Linked DNA regions of Homo sapiens: region 1 is linked to region 2. Evidence: chromatin loops called from intact Hi-C (ENCODE). Cell type or tissue: IMR-90. All regions are shown on one strand. Links, peaks and the distances in the headings refer to the core of each region. The heading gives the core; the rest is flanking DNA.

The links. Peaks named below come from ENCODE experiments on the same cell type or tissue, not always from the same donor. Only the 100,000 strongest peaks of a DNase experiment are listed, where the experiment ranks them.
Region 1: it touches region 2 in a loop (4-fold over the local background); 3 of 110 quality-filtered maps call a loop at or near these places.

What each region holds. Positions count from the first base shown.
Region 1 is chr16:65,503,782-65,516,440 of GRCh38, reverse strand. The region is part of intron 2 of LINC00922 (long intergenic non-protein coding RNA 922); the gene reads left to right. Among named protein-coding and RNA genes, the nearest start is that of LINC00922, 66 kb to the left of the region's middle. In IMR-90, for the core only: no CTCF peak of the experiment used is centred there; a DNase peak (open chromatin) is centred at 5,420; H3K27me3 peaks cover 167 bases.
Region 2 is chr16:65,566,694-65,579,352 of GRCh38, reverse strand. LINC00922 (long intergenic non-protein coding RNA 922) reads left to right here and starts at 3,056. Exons shown (of 10, transcript NR_174971.1): 1 at 3,056-3,114; 2 at 7,428-7,582. In IMR-90, for the core only: a CTCF peak has its summit at 6,919; a DNase peak (open chromatin) is centred at 7,002; H3K27ac peaks cover 809 bases.

The DNA of each region.
Region 1 (12,659 bases), core at 1,621-9,620, 62 kb after region 2:
CCCCCTTCTCTGAAGTCATAACTGTGCACTCCACAGTGTAGAGTTCAAGATTATGGATTTTAGAGTGAAACTTTCTGAGTTCAAGTGTAGGATCCCCCCAAACACTACTTGTGGGATCTTGGGCAAATGACTTAAATGCTGAAATCTTGCCTCCTCATTTGTCAAATGGAAATGCTAGAATTTATTCCTCCATATTATTGTGAGGATTGATTATATGAATAAATATTTGCAAAGCCCTTGGCATAGTGCCTGAGCCAATTCAAATGTTTACCAAAAAGAAATAAAATACCAACACCTTCAGTATAATTTGGAGTTTCTAGAATGTTCAAGCCCTGCTGCTGAGGAGGATCTGGGGCTCTCTGGAAGCATCAGAGAGCATATGGCTTTCTCAAATACAAGATATCTGGACCACCATCCTGGAGGCAGTCTTGCCAATACCCTGCCATACACAACCATTAAGCCTTTGCTGACTTACAGTGTGTGGTGTTAGGAGGTCTTTCTCTCCACTAAGGCAAAAGTTCTTCCAAACCAGGAATCATGACATTTTATTTGTGTGTCCCAACATTTCACATAGTATTTGGCTGAAAGCCAGTGCCCCATAGATGTTTGTTGAATGAGTCAATGAGAATGGTAGACACACAACCCACTGAAGATTGGTACCCGTTGCCCCTTGAGTGAGCTCTGATCATCATGCACCTTCCCCTATTCTAAGACACTTCCTTTTAACTCTAGAACCATCCACACAACTGGCTTATCCTTAGGAGTCTGCCTCAGGTCCCCAACCATGTGCCATATCCAAGCCCACAAAACTGATACACTCTTTGTGCCCTGACATTGACTGCATCTTCTCTCCATCCACAGTTTGGCAAATGTTTCTACAGATCTAGTGTTATAGAGTCTGTCCTGGGCACTATGGAGATAACCAAGAATGAAAAAGGGCTTTGTCCTGGTTGAGCTCACACTCTATTATGGGTTATGTCCTGCCATAGTTGGGAAGACCGTATGCTCTTATCCCTGCCTCCTGCCTGAGACAGGCTTCAGGCCACTCTGGCACGAGCTGCATCTCAAGTGTAACCATTCCCTGAATTCCACTGTCATGAGAATAGCCCTTGGATATTTACATTAGGATAAGACTAAATTTGAGTGTCGCATGCCCCCATAACACAGACATCTTCCAAAGGTAAGTTCCCTAAACTTGACCCAGCCCAGTTCCATCTCCCTTCGCCTTCATCTGACAGCCAACATTCATCATGTTCTGGACCCCGAGTCTCCTATCATCTCTCAGGAAATAAAACAAAGAAGTATTCAAGTTAGGCTTCCAAATTCTTCCACTTACATGGTGCTTGTCACATACTTGGCTAAAGGGACTTTCTAGATTTAAACATCTTTCACTCCCCATACTGCCCTAAAATAATTTTCTCTTAAATTCAAACAGTGCAATGTGATAACTATAGCCATCCCTCCAACAACAACAAAAAAAGATTAATATGGTCCAACCGGTTATAAATTTGGCACTCATTTCCTCCATATTTACGAACATTCATAAAAAATTGAGAAATCTCATGAGCTATATGGATGGGTCACTGTATAATTGCCTACAAAGAAAAAAGGATTGAGGATATAGAAGTGAAAGAATAATGTATAATTCATAATATGAAGATGAAAGGTGGGTGAAGTTGAAGCAGCTCTTCCCTTGAAAATGTTTAATCATTTTTTAATATCAACACACCTTATTATAAAGACAACATGGCTTATCCAAATACAATCAGTAAAGTACTACCGTCTTTAATCAAAATATTATGGAATTCTCAAATAGTTCCTAGAATAGAGCATTTTATGAATATGGTTCAAATATCAGTTAAATACAGATTTCTTAATAGTTGAGCCATTATGTAATTAAATAATATTTATATAATGACAATTGCGTACTCCATAAGTGAAAATTAGATTTAATGAGACATTTATTGGCTCAAATGATTGATAATAAAACTCTCTGTGCTGAAGGTAATTTATACACACACGATATGACCAAGAAAAAAAAACTCATCTTAATGCTTACCTTGTGTTCAATGTTGGTTATCTCCTATCCAATTCAAATCAATTCCTGGTTTAAAAACATCAGCCCAAGACTTAAGGGCAATCATCATTAGGAGCGAAACAAAGAACAAAGGTTCCTTTTTAAACCTGCGGAGGTTACAGAAAATTTTTGCAAAGATTTACATTTTATTTTACTAGTAAATTGATCTTTTTTTTCTAATAACTTATGGAAATGTCTCAGGAACCAGAAAAATAAAATAATTTATTTCTCTCTCCCCTCCATCCCTCCTTTCTTTTTCTTTCTTTCTTTCTTTCTTTCTTTTTCTTTCTTTCTTTCTTTCTTTCTTTCTTTCTTTCTTTCTTTCTTTCTTTTTCTTTCTTCTTTCTCTTTCCTCCTTTCTACTTGACACATAGGTAATTTGGTAATCATGGGGTCGATAATTGCAAGGATATATGATTTATACTGAGTACCTGTCAAGTGCCAAGCACAGATTGAGACTTTAATGCACAATTTCAGAGGCAGAGAAAACATAGGCTTTTCGTGGACTTATAAATGGAAGAAAATCCTGACAGGTGACTGTCATCATGATCCTCCATGCAAGTGGTATAACCCTTATGATAGGAAAGTAATATTGGTTAGGATGATCTTAGAGTACTCTAGGATATGTCTAAATGACCACTTGTAACTCCTTACAATGCCTTTGTCTACATTATAAATCACAAACTTATGTTTGAGTCCTGGATTTACTACTGTCTTCATCTATTTTGTGCTGCTTGTGGAGGAAAAGTTAAATATTAAATGTGAACTCAATTGAACATGGACACAAACAATGGTCACCAAGTCTCAGAACAAGTAGTGTGGGCCCTTTGAGGTGTTCATCCATTGCTGTGTCGGAGTAATCTCTATTTCAATCTATTCCTATATATTAGTTATTGAAAACAACAGACAATTACAAAAACAAGTTGACCTTTTTGTGTTCCTTGAGCCCAGTCGTGAGGGACCCTCATGACTGGGCCTCATGTCAAACAACTTGTTACAAAAAGAGCTAGGGTCCTAGACTGCACTGAAGCTTCATGAGACCTCTCCTCGTCTGTGCACAGACGAGTGGCCGACTATGGTGCCCAGGCTGTTGCTTCCCAGTCTGGTGGTGAATCCTCCACACTCTGGTGAGTGTAAATATCTTTTTCCTTCTCCCCTTCCCATCACAATTTGCTTATTATATCAATCTGCTTATTATATCAGTCTGCTTATTATATCAATCTACTTACTATATCATTTGCTTATTATATCAGCATTGCTATTTATATGGGATAAAGATTGTTTACCCTTAGAGGTATTGTGTGTGTCTTTTCTTCTCCCCTCGCGTGTTTCCCACACAGAACACTGCTGTAACAAAGTACCTGAGACAGGTAATTTATAAAGAACAGAAACTTCTTTCTCATCATTCTGGAGTCTGGAAAGTCCAAGATTAGGACACCAGTGGTTTGGTTGTCTGCTGAGAGTTGCTGTCTGCTTCCAAGATGGTGCCTGTATCTGCATCCTCTGGGTGCAGAAGGTGAAAAGGGGAGACAGCTGAAGGCTGTATGAAGCATCTTTTATAAGGGCCTACATTCCATTCATGATGGTGGATCCTTCATGGCCTAATCACCTCTTAAAGGTCCCCCTTCCTCTTAATGCGATCACATTGGCCATTAAGTTTCAGCACCTTGATTTTGGAGGAGACACACTCAAACCATAACAACTAGTTTCTACCTTTGCTTTGCCCTCAGTAAGACACTAAATGCCTTACAGCCTCAGTTTCCTTCTTGGTAAAATGGTGATATTGATGTGCCCCTTTTACCTCCCATGCCTAAGAGGAACAAATACCACATTAACAACCAAGGACTGTGTTCCCATTGCTCATTTCCCAGATTCCAGATGGAAGGTACATCATGAGATACAATTTTATCTGTGTCTTATCCTTCATGCCTGTCATGGTACTTTGTGCAAAAAACACATCCGTTAAGATTGGAGGCATTCATGGACGTATGTATTGAACTCTATCTAAAGTGCTTCTCAATGATCTCTGTGGCAAGTCAGGAAGAAGAGGTGTCACAATGTTTGGAGACAGTGCTCAGAGCATCCAGTTTGCTGTGACATTGGTCTCTTCCAGAGAACTGCCACATCACTAGCACATTCTTATTGGCCACACTACTGGTTCTGAAGTTGGTCTATCATAAGCAGCAGCAGCTCTGATTTTGTAGTTGCCAAAATTGTTATTTTGGAGTGAAAAATAGACTTTCCAATAAAAACAAAGTCTGGACTTACCCTGAGGTTGGTTTGGCTTCTGTAAGTCCAAGGTTAGAGAAGATATTGAGGGTTATTCAGAAGCAGAAAGGACTGGCCAGAATTAGTAATTTTGTAAGAAAACTTTCTGAAGATGAGGTATGGGGAATGGAATGGTTAAAAAGTAATAAATATTATTTGTTCCAATTTTTGCTAAGATTTCAACCATGGTTGTGGTTGGGTAAAGGACTATTGATTTTCATTTATTCTGCTTTATTCTAAATTTTCAGGCAGTAATATATAATGTTTACAAATGAGTTACATGCATTTTAGAAAGCAATATTTTTCCTGCAATACAAATTCCTCGAAGATGCTTGGGAAAGTGTACTGTTAAGTCTGGCTCCCATATTGGATTTTTGGGGTTTCAGTCCTATCTCCACCACTTAGTCACTATATAACTTAGGGGAAAATCCCTAATGCCTCTCAGTGTTGGTTTACTCACCTTTAAAATGGAGATGATTATAATAACAACCCAATATGGTTGCTGAGCTCAGAATTTCAACTCTGTTCTTAATAAAGAGAAAATAAATTCAGCTCCTGTAACTCTAATCTAGGGCTATTCTAGGACATAGATAATGGGGATGAGTTCTCATTTGCTATGCCTCGACATCACCTCTTCCAAAGCCTTTTGGATACACACACACACACACACACACACACACACACACACACACACACACACAGTATACCTGAAATTAAGTAATTTTTCCAAGAACTAAAGTTACTTATTTGCCTAGTAGGAAGCCCATTTCTTGAACATCACTGATTTTTGGACCTTATATTTCCTGAAGTAAAAAGGTGATCTGGATACATATTATCCAGGAAGTCCAAATATCAACACTTGTGGAATTCCAGGTCACTAGGTCCAACAGACCCAGCTCCTTTGTGTCAGTTGAAAAGTGGAAAAGATGATCTCATCGAGACAGATAAGGGCGGGCTGCATTCCATGCACCAGATAGGGAATGCCATCTGCGGTTACCTTCCCATGGCCCCGTCCTTTCTAAACATGTCTTGAAAAGTATGGGAGAGACCTCTCAGTCTTTACAAGAAGACCCTGTTTCCTTTTCTGCCTGGGAACACAGCCGGACCTTGTTTCTCAGGCTCTTCTGCATGTAAATGGGGCTTGGAGCTGAGTTATGACTAATGCATGTGAGCGAAACCAGCAAACCTCCCAGACCCAGCCTGAACGACCTCCTTTGCCACCTAAGAGCCTCTTCCCATCTGCTGGAAAGAGGCACAGCATCCAACAAGGACTCTGAGACCCAAGAGGACTGAGGAGCCACCAGACTGAAAAGGTCTTTGTCTCTGAATCAGAGCTGTGGAAGGCCCCATGTCAAACATCCAATTCCACTTTACATGAGCCAGAAATAATATACTTTTAGTATGTTAAGCCACTGAGGTTCTGGGGTTATTGGTTACAGCACTCAGCTCCACCATAAGACAAAAGACAAACTTGGATTCCACTAAATGATGACAGGTGATAGACAATTTGGCAAATTCCTTCCAGCGTTGAGTACATTTACAAATGAAAACAGTTCACTGAGAATTGTAGGTACAGGTCTTGAAAGACAGAAGCAGAGTTCAGAACTCACAGGCTCTGTGAGGCAGCCACTCCTGAACAAGACTCCTCGGCCCCCCTGGGGGCTGCCAAAACCTTGGCAGACAGGAAACTTCCTGGGCCAAGCCCCCTGCTGCCCTAATCACTGCTTCTGGAAAATGAGAGCACCTCCGCAAAGAGTATTTTTAGATCAGCCTAATTTTTAGAACAAACCACATCTGAGTGCTCACACTCCATGTGTACACTGTTACTGATGCATCTGCTATTTAATTTCCATTATTAATATTTACTACAATATGATTAGTCTGGTTCTGAGCCTCTGAGTTAGAGGTTTTTATAACTTTCTCAAGTATCAAGCCCATACAGCAAATGCATTTATTCTACTTTCTCTCAACAGTTCTACGGAATCTTTGTGTGGAAGCCTTCTTCTCTTGGGGTGTGTGCCTTTTGGGATGAGGCTTTGGGATCTCTTCCCTTACTGATCTCCTTTTAGGTGGGCGAAGTACTTTTTCCTCAGATCTCATAAAATCCAATGCTAATGAGTGACATTAATTTCAATGAGAGTATACTATGAATATTTCAATTTGCTTCTCCTACAATACGAGCCTCTTAAGGGTGGTGATTAAATCATAATAGTTTTATTTCCAGTGCTGGAGACACAGCTTGATGTATCATTTTATTTGTATTGGAGAAAGATTCATTGAGCACCTGCTATGTGCTGGGTATTGAGGTGGGCACCAGGAAATCGATGAAGAACAAAAAATAGCCGGGAACCTTGTTCTCATGAAACTAATAGCCTAAAGAGAAAGGCAGACAGTTATCGAAGATTTGCAGTAATAAACACATAATCACGGATGGATTTAGTGATCTGGAAGAAGTGAGCCTTTCCTGTGAAAATGTCTTACTTTTTCTTTCCCCTAATAGGCCCTTAGACAAGGGTGTGAGTACAAACGTTTATTTGGGAGGTGATTTCAGGGAGCACAATGAGGGAGTGGAGAAGTGAGACAAGTAATTGAAGAAAGCCAGTGAAAGTTATGTCATAGAGATAATTAATGCTGTGGGCAACAGAGACTCAGCCCTGCTGGGTTCCTAAGACTATATGGGACACGCCTGAGAATTGCCTCACTGTGGGCAAGGCCCAGCCCTCATGGCTCATTGGTTGAGAAGTGCTTCGGTTTATTGACTCCCTAACACTCCCAGCCTGTCCTATGTGAGTCAAGCATTTCCCCACAGCCAGAGAGACATCAGGGAGAGAGATGTAGTGGGGGCTGGCTATGAGGTGCCTCTGGGCTAGTTTATAGGGATATGGACTATTGACAGCATCTTCTGGGTGGACAAAACAAACGCACTCCCTGGTCCCCAGATGAGGAAATCAGGGAAGAGTGTCCTGATGAAAGACATGCTGAGAGCTAATGAAGGAGAAAAGGGCCAGGAATGGTGGCTCACACCTGTAATCCCAGCACTTTGGGAGGCCAAGGTGGGAGCCCAGGAGTTCAGGACCAGCCTGGGCAACACAGCAAGGCAAGGCTTTGTCTCTACAAATAATAAAAAATAGTTAGGTGTGGTGGTACATATCTTTGGTCCCAGCTGCTTGGGAGGCTGAGGTGGGAGGATCACTTGAGCCTGGGAAGTTGAGGCTGCATTGAGCCAAAATCTTGCCACTTCACTCCAGCCTGGTGACAGAGTGAGACCCTGTCTCTAAAAAAAAAAAGGGGGTGGGGGAGAAAAGATGAATGTACTTGGTCTATGGGGGGTGGCATGGCAGAGCTTTTTTTTAGCAAGAGGAAATATATTTGTTAGCATGAGTATGGTTGGTGTGATGGGAACATGCAGGGCTAGGCAGGGAGGGTAGGGACAAAAAGAGATGAGGGAGATACTCTGGGCCAGCTCATGTCAGCCTTGTAGCCTTTACCTCACCCTTAAGAGCGATGGGAGGGAAGCCACAAAAAGTTCTCAAGCAGAAGGTGGGTCACCTGGTGAGATCTGTGTTTGAAAACAACGTTGTTAAGACAGATTTGGAGCAGCCCAAGCACATGCAATTTAATAAACATTGTCCAAGTGAAAGATGATGGGAGTTGGACTACGGTGATGATGCTAGGATGGGAAAAATATCGAAGTTGTAAAATATGATGGATTGGTGGTTGTGAAGGAAGGTGGAAGGCAAGACTGATCCCTATGTTTTTGGTGTAGAAACAGAGTCATTGGTAAGTGAACAAATCCTGGAAGAGAATGAATTGGACTGACGATCAAGGGTTCATCTTAGCCATTCTGAGAAATCCAATTTTGAATTAGCAAGTAGGAAATATGTCAAGGTAGGCAGTTTCGATGATCTGTGTGGAGTGCACCAAACAGGTCTGGCCTGGAGAAATATGTATGTGAGATCATTGCATCCAGGTGTCAGCTGATGTGATAAGGAGGCCTAGCCAGGCATGTGGAATCCTGACATACAGTGAGTGAGTAGACAAGGAGGAACCTTTTCCATTCTTCTTGGCTGTCTGCTTTACTTCTAATTTGATATGGACCCTCAGTGCTAGGCTATGAATTCTCAGATTCCCCATCCCTGTAGATCCCGGGGTAGCTAAGTTGGGTCTTAAGAAAAGGTCAGATGCCTAGAAATGCAAATTGGTGGATGGATGGATGGGTGAATGGATGATGGATGGATGGATGGATGGATCCTGAATGCCAGGGTCTAACTGAAGGACTGAAGAAGGCAATGAATAAGAAAATAAAGATTGAAGGAAGAATGAATCATTGATGGATGCATGACAGAATTCAGTGGCCTCAGCAAGTGATGTTTTATTGTTGCCCAGGCAATGTGACTACATTGGGAACTGCATGGGAATATAAATGTATTAATTGCATATAGAGGGATGTGTAGACTTTGGCTGAGCTTTCTTATGTATGCAGATGGACCTTTGAAGAAATTTCAAGTTTTTTCAAAACCAACTGCATTCAGTTTAATGGTGCTGTGTCCCATATACCTGCAATGGTCTGGAAATGGGATCTGTGGTTGTAACACAACTTTCCTAGAAGTCCTTTATTCATCCTAGAGGTGCAAACATGGTCTGTAGATAGAGGCATATTGGCAAGTGAAGAAAGGAACACAGTCAACCTCATGGGGCTGTCTGGATAGAGCAGAAGAATGAGCTGTTGACACGGATGTGAACATTTAAATATTTACTTTATACTCTGGAATTGCTCATATATTAAACAACCATGCATTTATTTTTATTCACTCATGTATTTGCCCACTTAATACATATTTATTGAGCACATATTATGTACTAGATGCTGGGAACCCCGTGATAAGAAGAGACACCATCATTCCTTCTGAGATTTTCCTAGTGGAGGCTATAGATGTTCAGTATATACATAGAATTATTATACACAAAGAAGGGAATAGTACAGAATGCCATAAGATGACACATATGGGTGCTTACTTGACACTGGAAAGAAAGATAAAGCCTCACTGAAGAAGGGGTGGATGACCACCGAGTAGCAAGTAAAAATGAAGTCAGACGAGAAGTGTCTAACCAGGGGGAAAGGTCCATGCCAAGACCACCATGAAAGAGGTGAAAGACTAAGTTCTGTTCCAAGATGAGGCAAGATCCTGGGGAGGAAGGCGCACAGGAAGGAAGTGAGAACAGGGAAGGAGGCCAGGCTGGAGAAATGAGTAGGGGACAGATACCTAGTGTTTCCTCTACGTGGTGTTTTTCATTTTTCAAAACATACTTATGGGCAGTTGATTAGGTAGATTTTATAAATTAAATACCTGAGAACTCTTGCATGGCAGTAGAAGGCACCTTGAGGAATTTCCTAGCCTCTGCATTTAGTTACTTTGGCAGCACATAGTCATGGAGTATCTAGGAATGTGCTCGGTCATGGGTGGGCACTGGGGTGAGAAGAGGAGGGATGGGTAGATGAATGCTAGGGTCCAGAGGCAGGGCACAGAAGCTCCTGCATCTCAGCCTGAGCATTCACAGGGCCCTGAAGATCAGAGCAGCCATCACACTCCTCCTCATAACCCTTTGGTCTGCATAGGAGCCAGCATGGAATTTTGAGTGAGACCCACCTTGACTGTCGCCCCATTACACACCATCAGTGTGGCCTCTGTCCTAAACCACTGAGCCTCGCTAATCTCCACCTAATAAAATCTATATGTGGGAGAGTGGGTTGAGGAGGGCAGTGGCCCAATCGCAGGTGCTTGGTAAGTGTTAATTAGTGTAACTATAGAAAATGGGTTTTTCTGTGAGACTGCAGAGCACATAAAAAGGACTGGACTCTACAAGCTACAGAAAAGTCTCTTGATATGACACAAGAAGACTGTTCTCAAGAGTCACACTTGTGTGAGAGTGGTATTGGCTGCTTTTAAGACTATGGAGACTTCTAGACCTGCAAATATTCAAGCAGAAATTGAATTCCAAGCCACTCAGTGGGCTTGGAAGGATAGGAGGCTTATCAGCATTTTACAAATGTTCTTTATATGTAAGTCAAGAAAACTTTTGTCCTAAGGACTTGGCTTGCAATATCCTAATATACAAAAAGAGAAAAACACAGTGCTTCTCGTCAATGGGGAAGGGTGCCAGACCCCCGTGTGTCCCTCAACATTTCCCCTACCACCGCTACCTCTGCAGCCTTCGTATCTCCTCACTTCAGCCATAATGGACATTCTAGAAAACCTCTGGATCCGCGATCTGAAGTTTTCACTTCAGATTCCAAGACCTGGAATTCTTGGATCTTCAAATACCCCCCTCCTACTCACCTAAGTCTAGGCCACAAGTAGCCTGTACCAGCTGTGGTGGTTCGGGCATGGGTGGTTCCCTGCAGTGGTTCCAGCTGCAGCCTCAGGCAGGGATCTAGCTCCTGTGAAGCAGACCTTCCTGCTTCCTGCTGTGCTGAGGACACAGGTCCATTTTCCTCACACCCTCTTTATCCCCAGGCTCTGCTTCCAATGCTGTGGAGCACAAACTCTGATGCCTCTGACCATCAGGTATCTCAGCCCAGCGGAGGACCTGGAAGCGGGGCCCTTTCTCCCATAGTGAGGTTTCCTGGATGGCAGCCATGTAGATCTCAGAACATTTTGCATTCTGCAGGGAATTTCAGGTTAGACTGTTTCCCTGGGTATTTTTCTGCTTTAAAATCTTTCAGGTTTATCCAGGCATGATGGAGTTGATGAAAATGGTGTCTGTGTCTGTCTTTCCTCTCTTCTAAGAGGGTGTGGAGCTCCCCTGGCAGGGCAGAGAGCCCAAAGCACTCTCAGGAGTGGCTGCTGCCCCCATGCCTGCCTTGCTAACCTCTTGCCAGGTTTCTCAGAGGGAGGCATCTTAGCAGCATTTACGTCTTTGAATGTTCATCTGATAGATGTCGCCCCCCAGAAATGACAGAGCTGTGGCAACAAAAGCCACTGGTTTGGGGACATTTTCTTTAGGAGTAGTTGGCAGTAGCAGATGTGAGAAGGTGAAGGCTGTTACTGTATGCATTTTCTCAGGTAACTCAAGAGTGGAAAACCAAATATCTTAGGTTCTCACTTATAAGTGGGAGCTAAGCTATGAGGATGCAAAGGCATAAGAATGATACAATGGACTTTGGAGGCTCGGGGGGTGAGGGATAGAAGACTACATATTGTGTACAGTGTACACTGCTCTGGTGACAGGTGCACCAAAATCTCAGAAATCATCACTCTAGAACTTGTCCATGTAACTAAAACCCACTTGTACCCACACAACTATTGACATAAAAATACAAAAAAGAAGAAAAATTAAAATAAAAAATAAAAATACCTTTTATTTTTTTTTCTTTATTCTGAGAGCAATACATACTCCTTGTAGAAAATTTGGAAAATATAGGCCGGGCGCAGTGGCTCACGCTCGTAATCCCAGCACTTTGGGAGGCTGAGACAGGTGGATCATGAGATCAGGAGATTGAGACCATCCTGGCTAACACAGTGAAACCCCATCTCTACTAAAAATACAAAAAATTAGCAGGGCGTGGTGGCGGGCTCCTGTAATCCCAGCTAGTCGGGAGGCTGAGGCAGGAGAATCGCTTGAACCAGGGAGGCAGAGGTTGCAGTGAGCCGAGATTGTGCCAATGCACTCCACTCCAGCCTGGGCGACAGAGTGACACTCCGTCTCAAAAACAAAAACAAAAAAAAAAGAAAAAATTTGGAAAATATAAAAATGTCAATGAAATAACATTTTTTAAAAGAGGGGGGCGTTGGAAATGTTAAAATATTTGGGGTGTTTTCTTGCATTTGAATTAAAATTTCAGCTTAGATGAAACTATTAATACCTGTGTTAGTGTTAATCACTTTGGTCTTCTGTTTCTTCAACTGTAAAATAGGAATGATATTTTAGCTCCTAGCATGAAGGAGAAATAAATAAAAACAACTTGTTCAAAATATTTGATGCATGATTAGTCACTCCATAAAATGTAAACTTCCTTCCTATTCTTTTACCTTTTGCTTGAATTTAGAATGTGTGCAGATCTGTTTTGACGGTTCCTTCATTCATTCATCAAACATCATTTTATAGCTCCAAGATACTGAACCCTCACGCTGAGAACAAGAAGTGGAAAGGCAGCTTGCTGGCCCTGCCCTGGGCCTCAAGTCTACCGTATACCTGAGCATTTGGTGATGAATAAAGTCTCAGGTGTCAGGCAAAGTTCAGAGACTTTATTTCCTCTCGTAGCTTTATGACTTTCAGACTATTCCCTCAAAATTGTGCTTAATTTTAACTTCAT
Region 2 (12,659 bases), core at 2,523-10,522:
GAAGGGCAGGGATTCTATGGCTGCCTATATCTGAGGCAAGAGCTGCGAGGACAGGAAATGCCACGTGGAGTTTGCATGAGAAGAACACCGGGCAGGGGGAGTTGAAAGACATCTTGCTATAACGAGAGAAACAGTCGAGCACACAGAAGTGCCTCCCCAGCCCCGACATCCTGCTACTGGGAAAACTCAAAACATTCTGGGAACCTGACATCCTTTAACATTTCCCAGGCTGGCAGCTCCAGGGGGTCTGGCCTGTGGATATGGGAGGACATTAAGTGCATGGTTCAGGCAGAAAGCACACAAATGTCCAGTTCTGACCCTAAAGTGGGTTTCCAAATGCTGTGCTGATCTGGAGCCCTCGTGCCCAATGCTAGGGACCAGCATGTGCCACAGATCTCTCTGCTGCCTGCTCCCAGCTTGTGGCTTCTGTTGTCCTTGCCGGCTGGCCACAGGCTTGGCCACAGTTGGCTGGCTGTGACCAGACAGAAGAACAGAATGATAGATGTCACCGGAAGAGCAGGTTTTCCATCTTTAGAAAATGAGGCAGGGGGGCACAGTGACCAGGCCTGGGCAATATAAAGCAGATCGAAGATCAAGCCCAGACTCAGGAATAGACAGTTGTGTATTTGAATCCCAGCTTTGCCCCTTGCTAGCTGTGTGGCTTTGGGAAACATCACCTGCCTTTTTTGAGCCTGTTGTTACTTCCTCTGTGCACTGGGGAAAATATATCTTACATGGTTATTGTGAGAATCCAAACACACAAAGAACTGAGTAATAAAGTACTTAGCTCTGGGCTTGGCACATAGCCGCCATGACATAAGTGGTGATCTTTGATTTAGTAAGTTTAATTTTCAGTCATAAACCTGAGTTTGAGACCAGCTTTGGTCATTTAAGAGATATGCTGCTTTGGGCTACCCATCCAGTCTTTCAAATATCATTTTCCTTACTTATAAGACAAAGTAACACCCAACTCACGGAAGTGTTACACTTCCAAGAAGCCTTCTCTGATCCCCTGTCATGTGGAGTGTGGCATTTCAGGCTTCATGTGCTCTTGATAAAACACAGATCCTACTTCTATAGCTGTGGCAGGGCCTGGGCTACTGCATTTTGAATAAGCATCCGGGTGATGCTGATGCTTCAGGTCCGTGGACCATGCTTTGAGTAGCAAGGATGTAGAATTTGTTATTCCTTTTTTTTGTGTATCTCCATTATCATAATGGTAGTCATAAGCATGTTTGGAGATGTGTTTGCGTGTGTGTGTGTGTGTGTCGGGGGGTGTTTTCTCATGTCTCCCTTGTGACTGGGCACACCTATAGGACAGGGACAATGTCTCCTCTCTCTCTCTCCATTCTTCACAAATGAGTCTTCCATTGACCAGAGCTCAAGACAACTTTCACAGGCAGGAGGGTAGCAGCTGCTTCCTCTGTCCACCTTCTGATGCTTTGAATCAAGTCGGCCACTGTGATCTAGGATGGGGAAGCCTAGCTACGTTTACTGAGTAACTCTGTTGTTCCATCTTAGGGACCCTCCACTGCCATTTATTCTCAGAATCCAGTGTCCCTAGGGCCACTTTGCTCATGAACAGAGCTTTCTCTTCACCTCCACCCCCTGCTATGTTGGCTTCTAGAATTCGGTCCTGGGCTTTGAGCCCAGGGTCCAGTGTCCCTTCAGTCTGATGCCTGCTAGTTTCTACTTATGGACCTATAGGCTGACGCCCTGGATGGAGAGTCATTGACCACTCACCTGAAGCCTCAGGCTTGGCACTCTTTGTCCCCATTCCTGGATCTGTGACCTCAGTGCTGGAAATCTGAGTTAGCTCTCAGTGCCCTGGGGAAGCTGGGCCTGACCCCTGAACTGAACCAACAGAGGGTGTTCACTGCTTTCCCGCTCACCAAACCCCACTCCCTCTGCTCAGCTCATATCACATTTGGTCTGGTTGGAGCCCCCTCCAAAATGACCTCATGCTTCTCAGTGTGCAGAGTCATGAACCAGGGAATCACCAAATTGTTGACGAAATGGTTGAAATATGGGAAGAAGTAATGCTTTTCAGGTAAGAGAGAAAGAATAAAGAACACAATCTCCTCTTCAGGCTTATCAAGGTGCTCTGAGTATCTAGGGGTAGACATGAGTGTATGAATCAAAAGTCAGAGGAAGCTTTTTTTTTGAGACAGAGTCTTGCTCTGTCACCCAGACCTTAGTGCAGTGGTGCTATCTCGGCTCACTGCAAACTCAGCCTCCCAGGTTCAAGCAATTCTCCTGCCTCAGCCTCCTGAGTAGCTGGGATTACAGGCACCTGACACCACGCCCAGCTAATTTTTGTATTTTTGGTAGAGACGGGGTTTCACCATATTGGCCAGGCTGGTCTGGAACTCCTGACCTCAGGTGATCCGCCCGCCTGGGCCCCGCAAAGTGCTGGGATTACAGGCGTGAGCCACGGCGCCCAGCCAGAGGAAGCTTTTAAATCCTGTGCATTGTCTAAGGCTCCTTCTAGCACCAACAGCGCCCCCTCATGCACAAACACATGCACATGCACACATTCACACTCACCTCCCTCCAGACCCCTGCCACAACGTTGGGCTCAGCCTGTTGTATAGACGCCACTCATGTCAGTTTCATTTAGTTCTGTCTCACTCTGGGTTTCTCTTTCTCTTTTCATCCCTCATTGCCCATCTCTCTCTCTTCCCTTCCATTATCCTCTCCCTCTGTACCTCTCTCCCTCTGTTTCTCTGTTCCCTACCATTCTGGGCCTCTGTCTTGTTCCTTTATCCCTTCCTCACTCTCTCACTCCTGGTGCTGTATTTGTTTCTCCCCTACACTTGTCTCTCAGCTCCATCTGCTTTCTCTGGTTCTTTCTCCCTTGGACCTTGGTATGGTTTGGCTCTGTGTCTCCACCCAAAACTCATCTCAAGTTGTAATCCTCACGTGTCGAGGGAGGCACCTGGTGGGAGGTGATTTTAATATGGAAGTGGTTTCCGCCACGCTGTTCTCGTGATAGTGAATGAGTTCTCACGAGAACTGATGGTTTAAAAATGTGGCACTTCCCCTTCGATCCCTTGCTCGCTGCTGCTGCCACGTAAGAAGTGTGTTGCTTCCCCTTCGTCTTCCACCATGAATGTAAGTTTCCTGAGGCTTTCCCAGCCATGCGGAACAGTGAGTCAGTTAAACCTCCTTTCTTTATAAATTACCCAGTCTCAGGTGGTATCTTTATAGCAGTGTGAAAACAGATTAATACAGGCTGTTTCTCATCTGATTCCATCTCCTAGCGTCTGTGAAGTTCTCTATCTTTCTGTCTCTGTCAGGTCATGAGCATAATTTCCATCTTCACACATACCCCAAAAAAACCAGAGAAGGAGAGCAGGGAATGGGCTGGCTCTTCTCTTCTTCCAAAGCCTGAAAATCTGGCTTGAAGCGCTGGAGCTGGCCAAGCTTTGTGCTGACCAGTAGGCTGCCTTGCTTCTTGGCAGGAGAGTTGCTGGGAGGCCCCACCCAGCGCATGAGGATTAGACAACATCCATGAGGGATGCTGACTGCTAAGACGGACATACACTATTCTCAGATATGAGTTTTCAAACCTCTTGCAAACACATCCTTCCACCCCTCCTAGTGTCCCTCTCTGAGAAAGAAAAATTATTTTTCTCTGTGGCTTCACCTTCATTCTCTGCACTGCAGGGCTCTCTGGAGGGTTGGGTTCACTTCTGTTTTCTTCCCTCTTTCCAGATAACTTACAATAGACATGAATTGTCTTTGTAACAAGAATAAAAAATCATGAAATAAATTAAATGAACGTGTTGGGCTAGGCCATCTTTAGGACCCACCTTTTTGGCGCCCATGTGCTATGATAGCTCCTGACTTTGCCAACACAGAGACAAAAAAGAAACAGCATGCATGGGAAAATTTAGGTTTCTACAGGAAGGAAAGCAATTTTTTTTTTTTTAGATGGAGTCTCACTCTGTCGCCCAGGCTGGAGTGCAGTGGCGCGGTCTCGGCTCACTGCAGGCTCCGCCCCCGGGTTCACGCCATTCTCCTGCCTCAGCCTCCCGACTAACTGGGACTACAGGCGCCCGCCACCTTGCCCAGCTAATTTTTTGTATTTTTAGTAGAGACGGGGTTTCACCTTGTTAGCCAGGATGGTCTGGATCTCCTGACCTCGTGATCCGCCTGCCTCGGCCTCCCAAAGTGCTGGGATTATAGGCGTGAGCCACCGTGCCTGGCCAGGATAGCAATTCTATACAGAAAAGGCCTCTGCTGCTTTGAGGGTCTTTGGGCTTAGAAAGAAGAATCTAAGGTTTATGATCAATATTTTTGAAATATTTTAAAATGAGCACAGCCAATTAGCAGGTGATTGTCACCTGCCCAAGCAATCATTTGGCTGCTCTAAGCTTCTGTCCCAAGGAGCCAAAAAACTGGGACATCAGGGATGACAGAGCATTTACGTGGTCTAGCTGTGCCCAGAAAAATCACCTAAGTCCTGTGGATTTTGCAGGTGACATCAAGAATACCAAAGATCCTCTGTATACAAGAATCTTTACTTTTATTTCCTGAGTCATTTTAGGAAGACTGGGGCTATGTCTATGATATTTGCTGACATGACACTCTCTCTTATATCCTGTTCATAGCATCACAAAAACAAATGCTCAGTCTAATTCTATGTGTGTGCCTTGGCTGTATATTACATTATCCCGCAATTAGCACAATGATGGGTGATCAGGGCGAGCAGAATGATATTGCTGTGAGTGACCTATTATTATCCGCCGATTACACTTTACATGGAAATTAAATGAATTCTGTCAGAGCTCTGCAGCCAGGGAGAGAAGAAAATGCCTCATTGTTCGGCTCCCTGAGCTGGAGAGACTGCACGTGGCGATAAAGAGACCTGTGTTTGTGCAAAAACAAGGCGTGGGCTTCCAGTTTAAAAGATGCATTTGTTACACCAAAGCTCGAAATAGGAAATGCGTGTGGGCAGAAACAACGGAGATGAAAGGGGAGAAAACTAATTATTACTACCACCATTTGCGTATTGGGGTATTTATATAATGTGTTAAATTTCTTCTGTTGGGAAAATGTTTGTCATATCGGTGAGAATGAAACTTTACCCTTAGAGGGGGTATTCTTAGGCTTGAACACTTTTAGCTCAGTGAAATTTTTTTTTCCTTGAAATTATCTCCTGCATTCTTTTCTCTGCTCATCTTTCAATGGGCATCATCTTTAAAACATCATCTTTTCCACCTCTCTGTCTCTTTCATGATCTTGCATGTGCCTTTATTGTCTCAATAAGTGTCCCTTTAGATTTCTTTCTCAGGCATATTGCAGGTATCAATACTAAATAAAAAAGAGAGGCAAAATTCTACTGCCTTAGAGGCAGAGTGATTTGGGGAAAGGACATTACAACTGATAAATTTATAAAGAATCAGGAACTTAGAGTTCTTATCTTGGACATAGCTTCAACTAAATGCTCTGAAATGTGAAGACAATGGGAGTGACCTTGCCCTATTGGGAAGGGATTTGAGTTCTGGCCAATGATCCCAGTGATGTTTTCTCAATTGTAAAAAGAGATGGAGAGGTTTGAATTGCATCTCCCAGTGGTCTCTTGCAGTTCTGATATTCAGACATCAAATGATCAATATCTTGACTCACTCATCTAGTAAATATTTCTGAAAGAACTCACCATTAACAAGGCATTGTGCTGGGTAGAGGAGAAGATTAAATTTGGGGCTGATATATACAACTAGTTAGCTAAATCCTAAACAAAGCCTTTCTACCAAGCACCTAAGAAAACCCTTCCCATTTTTGAAGGGCCTTATTCTCAAGAGTATGAAGAGTGGCAACATCTCTTTATGCCCGTGGATCTTATGTCTAAATAGGCCTGTGATTGGGAACCCAAATTCTAGGCATTAGTGAGAGGGTTTAGTAACTAAGTACCAAGGCTGCAGCTTAGCCATATGAGATGTTGGAGAGTGGGCATAGGAGTCCTATATATATGTTTGAATAAAGACTAGTAAAAACCAGATTCCCAAGCTCATCTTTTTAGTCAAGTGGTGCCTCCGACACAGAGTTATTTGTTAATAGTGGTGGTGTTTTTTTTTTCCTGTTGGGATTTTCTAATATATCATGCAATGTGAAGAATATAACGAATGGATTTTGGAAAAAGAAGTATATGAAAACCATCCCCCATCCACTGTGAAAATGAAAGGCCATTTGGAGGTTTCAGCTTGTTAGAAAATTTGTGAAACACTGTACTGATGCTCAAGGAAGAAGAAAGTGGTGTTTTTCCAATTTCTGTGTGTCAGAATCACAGATTACTTCAGAAAATTGTGAAACTATTAAGATTCGGAGAACAACTGATTCAGTTGATCCTAGCTGGGGCCAGAAAATCTATGTGTTTGACAGACTCTCCAGGTGATCTTATAGGTGGTCTTTGGCCAGGCTGAGCAAAACACTGTTGCAAGCGTGAAGTGCTTAAACTCTGTCCATATTAGCTGAGTCATTTTATGTAAGGTTCTAAAGTATTTAAGCCTGAAATCTTATGGGAGAGAACGGCCATGAAGATTGGAAGTTAATCTATATAAAGCATCTACATCAGTCTCCATGTATACTTTGTGCTTAGTAATAATTACTCTTATTACCTCCACCCCAGTGAGAAGGTCAGGGCTGGCCCAGAGGATTCTGAGGTATAGATATCTCTCAATGACAGTTTCCAGGCTTAACATATCACTGCAGAAACCTATGGGATCTGGAGTCCCTGATCAAAACATTCACCCAAGTGGCCGAGGCATGAAACTGGAATAGGACTTCTTACTTAGAAAGGCTGAGAAAGAGGATCAGGACATACTGATAGGAGATGGTGTGGAGAAAGTGCAGAAGATAGACACTCTGGTGGCTTCTTATGAGTTCCCAGTGCATCTTGGGCAAGCCTGTGTCACTTAAAGTGGCCAGAAGAGGATGACATTATGTTATGTAGTGACTGCAAAGATTCCAGGAAACTCCACACAGGCTATCATGAACTCCAGAAGTATCTCACTTGTGAATCAGCCCTAGTATATGCGCTTTCATTTTTCAGTTGTTAGTCATACTTAATTGTTAGTTAATTTCCCAGAACATTTATAGAAAAGGAATCTTTATGCATTAAGTTTGAGTCAATAATTTGTTCCCAAATTAAAAATAATGGTAAAAGATCACATTCAACACTGAGTAACATTTATTTTTGTAACTAGCACATTCTGGAATTTACTAACTTAGGTATCAAGTTTGCAAATGGCATAAGTACATTTTTACATTAACTTCTAATTTCTAAAATTTCAAATTTCTAAATTTCTAAAATTTCAGATTTTAAATTTCTAAGATTTCAAAAACACGCTTTCCAGCTGTTTCTAGCTATCAGTTTGTAAATAGACATACCATTTACAATGAGATATTTCCTTATATTCTAGAACAGAATGGCAATTTTCGTGTGGTGTTAATTTCCGTGGAAGAAGAAAAGGCTCGACTCTCTGTCCTATTTTTCATGAATACTGGAAGTAGGGAATAAACCTGGAGTCTCACGGGTGAAAAGAGACATTTCCATATCACCAGACCACAAACGTGGGTGAGTCTGATTTACCTTCAGAATTTCGACCCATTCTTTTGTGTTTTTTGAACTGCTTTCTTTAATTATAATTTACATGCTATGCCTCTTTCCCGTATAAAGTGCACAAATGAATAGTTTTTAGAATACTTCTAGAACTGTGTTAAAATTACCACAATTTAATTTTGGATGTATTTGCCATTCAAAAAAGAAATCCGTTTTCTTTTTATGTCTTTGGGCAACCATTAATATACTTTTTGTCTGTAGAGTTACCTATTCTGGACATTGCATATAAGTTGAATCATATAATATTTGGTGTTTTCTGACTTAGACTTAATGTTTTCAACGTTCATTTAGGTTGTGGCATGTATCAGAACTTCATTTTGTTATATAGCTTTTATCATGAGTATACCACACTTATCCATTGATTTGTTGCTGAAATTTGGGTTGTTTCCATTTTTTTGGCTAGTATAAAAACTACTGGTAGTTTACACAGTGTTTACATTGTGTACAAGTCTTTATGTTGACATATGTTTTCATTCCTCTTAAGTACATTCCTAGAAGTGGTACTGTGGGATCATATGGTAACTCTGTTTAACAGTTTGAGGAAGATCTTTCTTTTTACGTGCCGTCGTTTTACATTACCACCAGCATTGCATGAGGATTCCAGTTTCTCTATATCTTTGCCAGCACTTGCTATTGTGTTTCTTTTTTATGATAACCATTCTACTGGGTATGAAGTGGGGTCTAATTGTGGTTTAATTTGCATTTTTCAGTGACTAATGATGTTGAGGATCTTTTCAAGTGCTTATTGACCATTTATATATCTTCTTTGGAGAAATGTGTATTTAATATTTTGCCTATTTTTAATTGTGTTATTGTCATTTATTATTTAATTGTAAGAGTTCTTTACATATTTTGGATATAGTTATATTTATCAAATATATGATTTGCAAATATTTTCTCTCATTCTGTATCTTTTTTTGATAATGTCCTTTGATGTACAAAAGTTTTTAATTTTGATGAAATCTTTATTGAAGAGACTCTTCTTGCCCCATTTTATTGTCTTGACATGTTTGTAGAAAATCAATCGATCATAGATATCAGGGTTTATTTCTGGACTCTCAATTCTGTTCCTTATATGGCTATCCTTATAGTAGATGTACTCTGTCTCAGTTCCTGTATATTTATAGTAAGTTTTGAAATTAGAAAGTCTGTGTGCCTGTAACTTTTTTTTTTCCTCAAGATTGTTTTGATTATTCTGGATCCTTTGAATCTTCATGTGAATTTTAGGATCAGCTTGCCAAGTTCTTCAGTGAAAAAAAAGCTCAAATTTTGGTAGAGATTCTATTGACCTTGTGGAACAATTTGAGGAGTATTGCCATCTGGACACTATCAAGCCTTTTGATTCATAGTCATGGGGTAATTCTCCATTTACTTAGATTTTTTTCCATTTCTATAATTTTTTTTAGTTTCAATGTATAAGTCTTATACTTACGTTAGATGTATTTTTAAGTATTTTATTTTTTGATGCCACTATAAGTGTAATTGTTTTTATTTCATTTTCAGATTTTTTATTGCTAGTGTACAGAAATACAAAAATATTAGTATATAGAAGTACAAAAAGTGGAAACAACACAAATGTTGAACAAAAAATCTTTTATATATTACTCATATCCTGTAGCCTTGCTAAACTCATTTATTAGTTCAAATAACTTTTTTTCTTTTAATTTGTGAACCCTCAGGATTTTCTATGTATAAGATAAGCTTATCTTCAAATAGAGATCATTTTACTTTTTTCTTTCTAATTCTGCTGCCTTTATTTCTTTTTTCTTATCTAATTGCCCTAGCTAGCACCTCCAATACAATGTTGAGTAGATGTAATTAGAATAGACATCCTTTTCTTCTTTTTGATCTTAGGGGAAAGCACTCTGTCTTTCACCATTAAGTGTGATGTTAGCTGTGAGCTTTTTGTAGGTATTCTACATCAGATGGAGGAAGTTATCTACTATTCCTAGTGTGTTGAATGTGGTTTTTTGTCGTTGTTGTTGTTGTTGGTCATGAGTGTTAGATTTTGTCAAATCCTTTTTCTGGATCTACTGAGGTGAACATATGGTTTTTGTCCTGCATTCCATTAATAAGCTGAATTGCATTAACTGAGTTTTCAGATGTTAAACCAAACTTGCATTTTTGTGAGAAATCCCACTTGGTCATGCTGTAAAATTTTGTGTCTGCGTATGTTACTAGCTTTGGTTTGCTGGTATTTGTTTAAGATTTTGCATTTATATTCATAAGAGATATTAGTCTACAATTTTTCTATGTTTTATTCGGTTTTAGTAACAAGGTAATACTGGCCTCATAGGATGAGTTATAAAACATTCCCTCCCATCCAATTTTTTGAAGAGTGGGTCAAGGTTGATATGAACTCTTTGAGTGTTTGGTAAAATTTGTTAGTGAAACTGTCTGAGTCTGGGGAAATGTTGGGTCAAATTATTAGGCTCCTACATCAAAAAATAACCTGAAGAATTAACTAGAATTAGTTAGAGGTACACCCTTTAATTTGCTGAGATATCCATCAGGTACTGTTAAATCAGCAAAGCAATATGCAGACAACTGTACTGTATCAATGCCTTCTGGAGACAATTATATAATGTTAATATGTCTATATGCCTTCATGTAAGTCTCTATGTGGGTGTGTTATCATCTATTCACTTTTATTCCAAATATATTAATATAAAGTAATATTCAAAAATATGATCACATATATATCATCCCTCATTGGAGACTCTTTTAATTGTTTAATTGCATTTTTATTGGTACATAATAATTATGCATATTTACAAGGTACATGTGATATTTTGATACACAGGTACAATATATAGTGAGAAAATCAGGATAATTAGAATATCCATCTCCTTCCTCAAACACTTATTATTTCTATGGAATAGATCCAGGATCAGTATTGCTGGGTTGAAGAGTATGTGTATTTCTAGGCTTAATACATTTTGCTAGGTTGTTCATAAGAGAAATTAACAATTCTGATTTCTACAAGTAATATGCGAGAGTACCCATTTTCTTGTATCCCTGCGAAAAAATGGCTTTTAAAAAATTTTTAAATTTAAATTTTTATTTTTTTAAAGAGAGAGAGTTTCACTGTGTCACCTAGGCCAAAGTGCCCTGGCACGATCATAGTTCACTGTAACCTTTAACTCTTAGGCTCAAGGACTCCTTTAGCCTCAGCCTCCCAAGTAGCTAGGACTGCAGGTGCATGTCACCACACAGGTTTTTATTTTTTTATTTTTTGAGATGGAGTCTTACTCTGTTGCCCATGCTGGAGTGCAGTGATGTGATCTCAGCTCATTGCAACCTCCACCTCCTGGGTTCAAGCAATTCTTGTGCCTTAGCCCCTCAAGTAGCTGGGATTACAGGCACCCACCACTACACCTGGCTAATTTTTATATTTTTAGTAGAGACGGGGTTTTCCCATGTTCACCAGGCTGGTCTCAAACTCCTGACCTCAAGTCATCTGCCCACCTCAGCCTCCCAGAGTGCTGGGATTACAGGCATGAGCTACTGCACCCAGCTTATTTTTTTATTTTTAATATTTTGGAGAGATAAGGTCTTGCTATGTTGCCCATGCTAGTTTCAAACTCCTGGCCTCAAGCAGTCCTCCTGCCTTGACCTCCCAAAGTACTGGGATTTCAGGTGTGAGCCACTGTGCCTGGCTAACAATGGCTGGTTTTAAATTTTAAAAAATTACCATAGGTGTAAATTATTATTTCACTATTATTTTGCATGCCTCTGGTTCTGAATGTGGGTATATATAAATGTTTGTGAGCCCTTTTGATTTGTTCTCCTGTGTGTTATTCATAACTTTGCTCATTTTTCCATTGGGGCCTCTTTTTTCTCATTATGTCAGTTTACTTTAAGTATTATAATATAAGCCCAGTGTCATCTGCATTGCAAAGTCATTAAGTCATTTGGGAAATATTATTTTTATATTAACATTCGGTATACTATATTGTGCTGTAAAATATTTTACCTGAACAAATGTGTTTACATTTTATTTCAACATTTCTCAGTTCTCAGGTTTGATCAAGACATGTTCCCTGCAGGACCCTATATTTTGTGTGTGTATTCCTGTATATATATGTTTTTACATTGAAGATGTGAGTGTATTTATAAGTATTTTGTATATAGTCTTAAACATTTATTTCTTTTCTTCCAGATGGATAGCCAGTTGTGCCAAAACTATTTTGAATTAATCTATTTTTTTCCCCAATGAATTGAAATAAGCCTTTGCCACTTTTGCAGTTGCTCACATATGTTTGTCTTTAGTATATCACTGGTTCAATTAGTCAACATTTGATTTGATATTTGTGCTTATATTCTCATAAGTGAAAGTGCTCTGCATTTTTATACTATCTTCATCAGATATTGGTATTTTGCTGGCTGCATATAAAACTAGCTAGTTTTCCATTTTTTCTATGGCCTGAACTAGCTTATATAACATTTGAATCATCCATTTTGTAAATGTCACATGAATGAAAGTTAACTTTGACCTATCTGTTTTGTTGCCTTTTTTAATGATAAATTTTAAGTTACCTTTCCAAATTACCTAAGCTGATATAGCGATAACTATTCTATTTTTATCTTCCTGGGTTAATTTTGGTAATTTATATTTTTCTTGGAAGTCATTCATCTCCTTTAAGTTTTCAAATCAATTCCATAAAGTTGTATATATGATTCCCTTAATTCTTTAGTCTTCTTTCTGCCTATAGTGTATCTTTTTTCTTATAATCTTGACTCTCTCTCTCCTCTCTCTACCTCTTCCCTCTAAAACTCCTAATTTGTCTATTTTATTGGTCTTTTCAAGGAAATAATTCTTGGATTTCATTGTCATTGCTACCTTCAAAATTTTATTAACTGTAGACTTTATTAAGTTCTCTTTTCTTTTGTTTTATTTTGTTCCATTATTTTCTAATTAATTTATTTATTTTATTTTATTTTATTTTTTGAGGCAGAGTCTCACTTTGTTGCCCAGGCTGGAGTGCAATGGCACGATCGTGGCTCACTGCAACCTCTGCCTCCTGGGTTC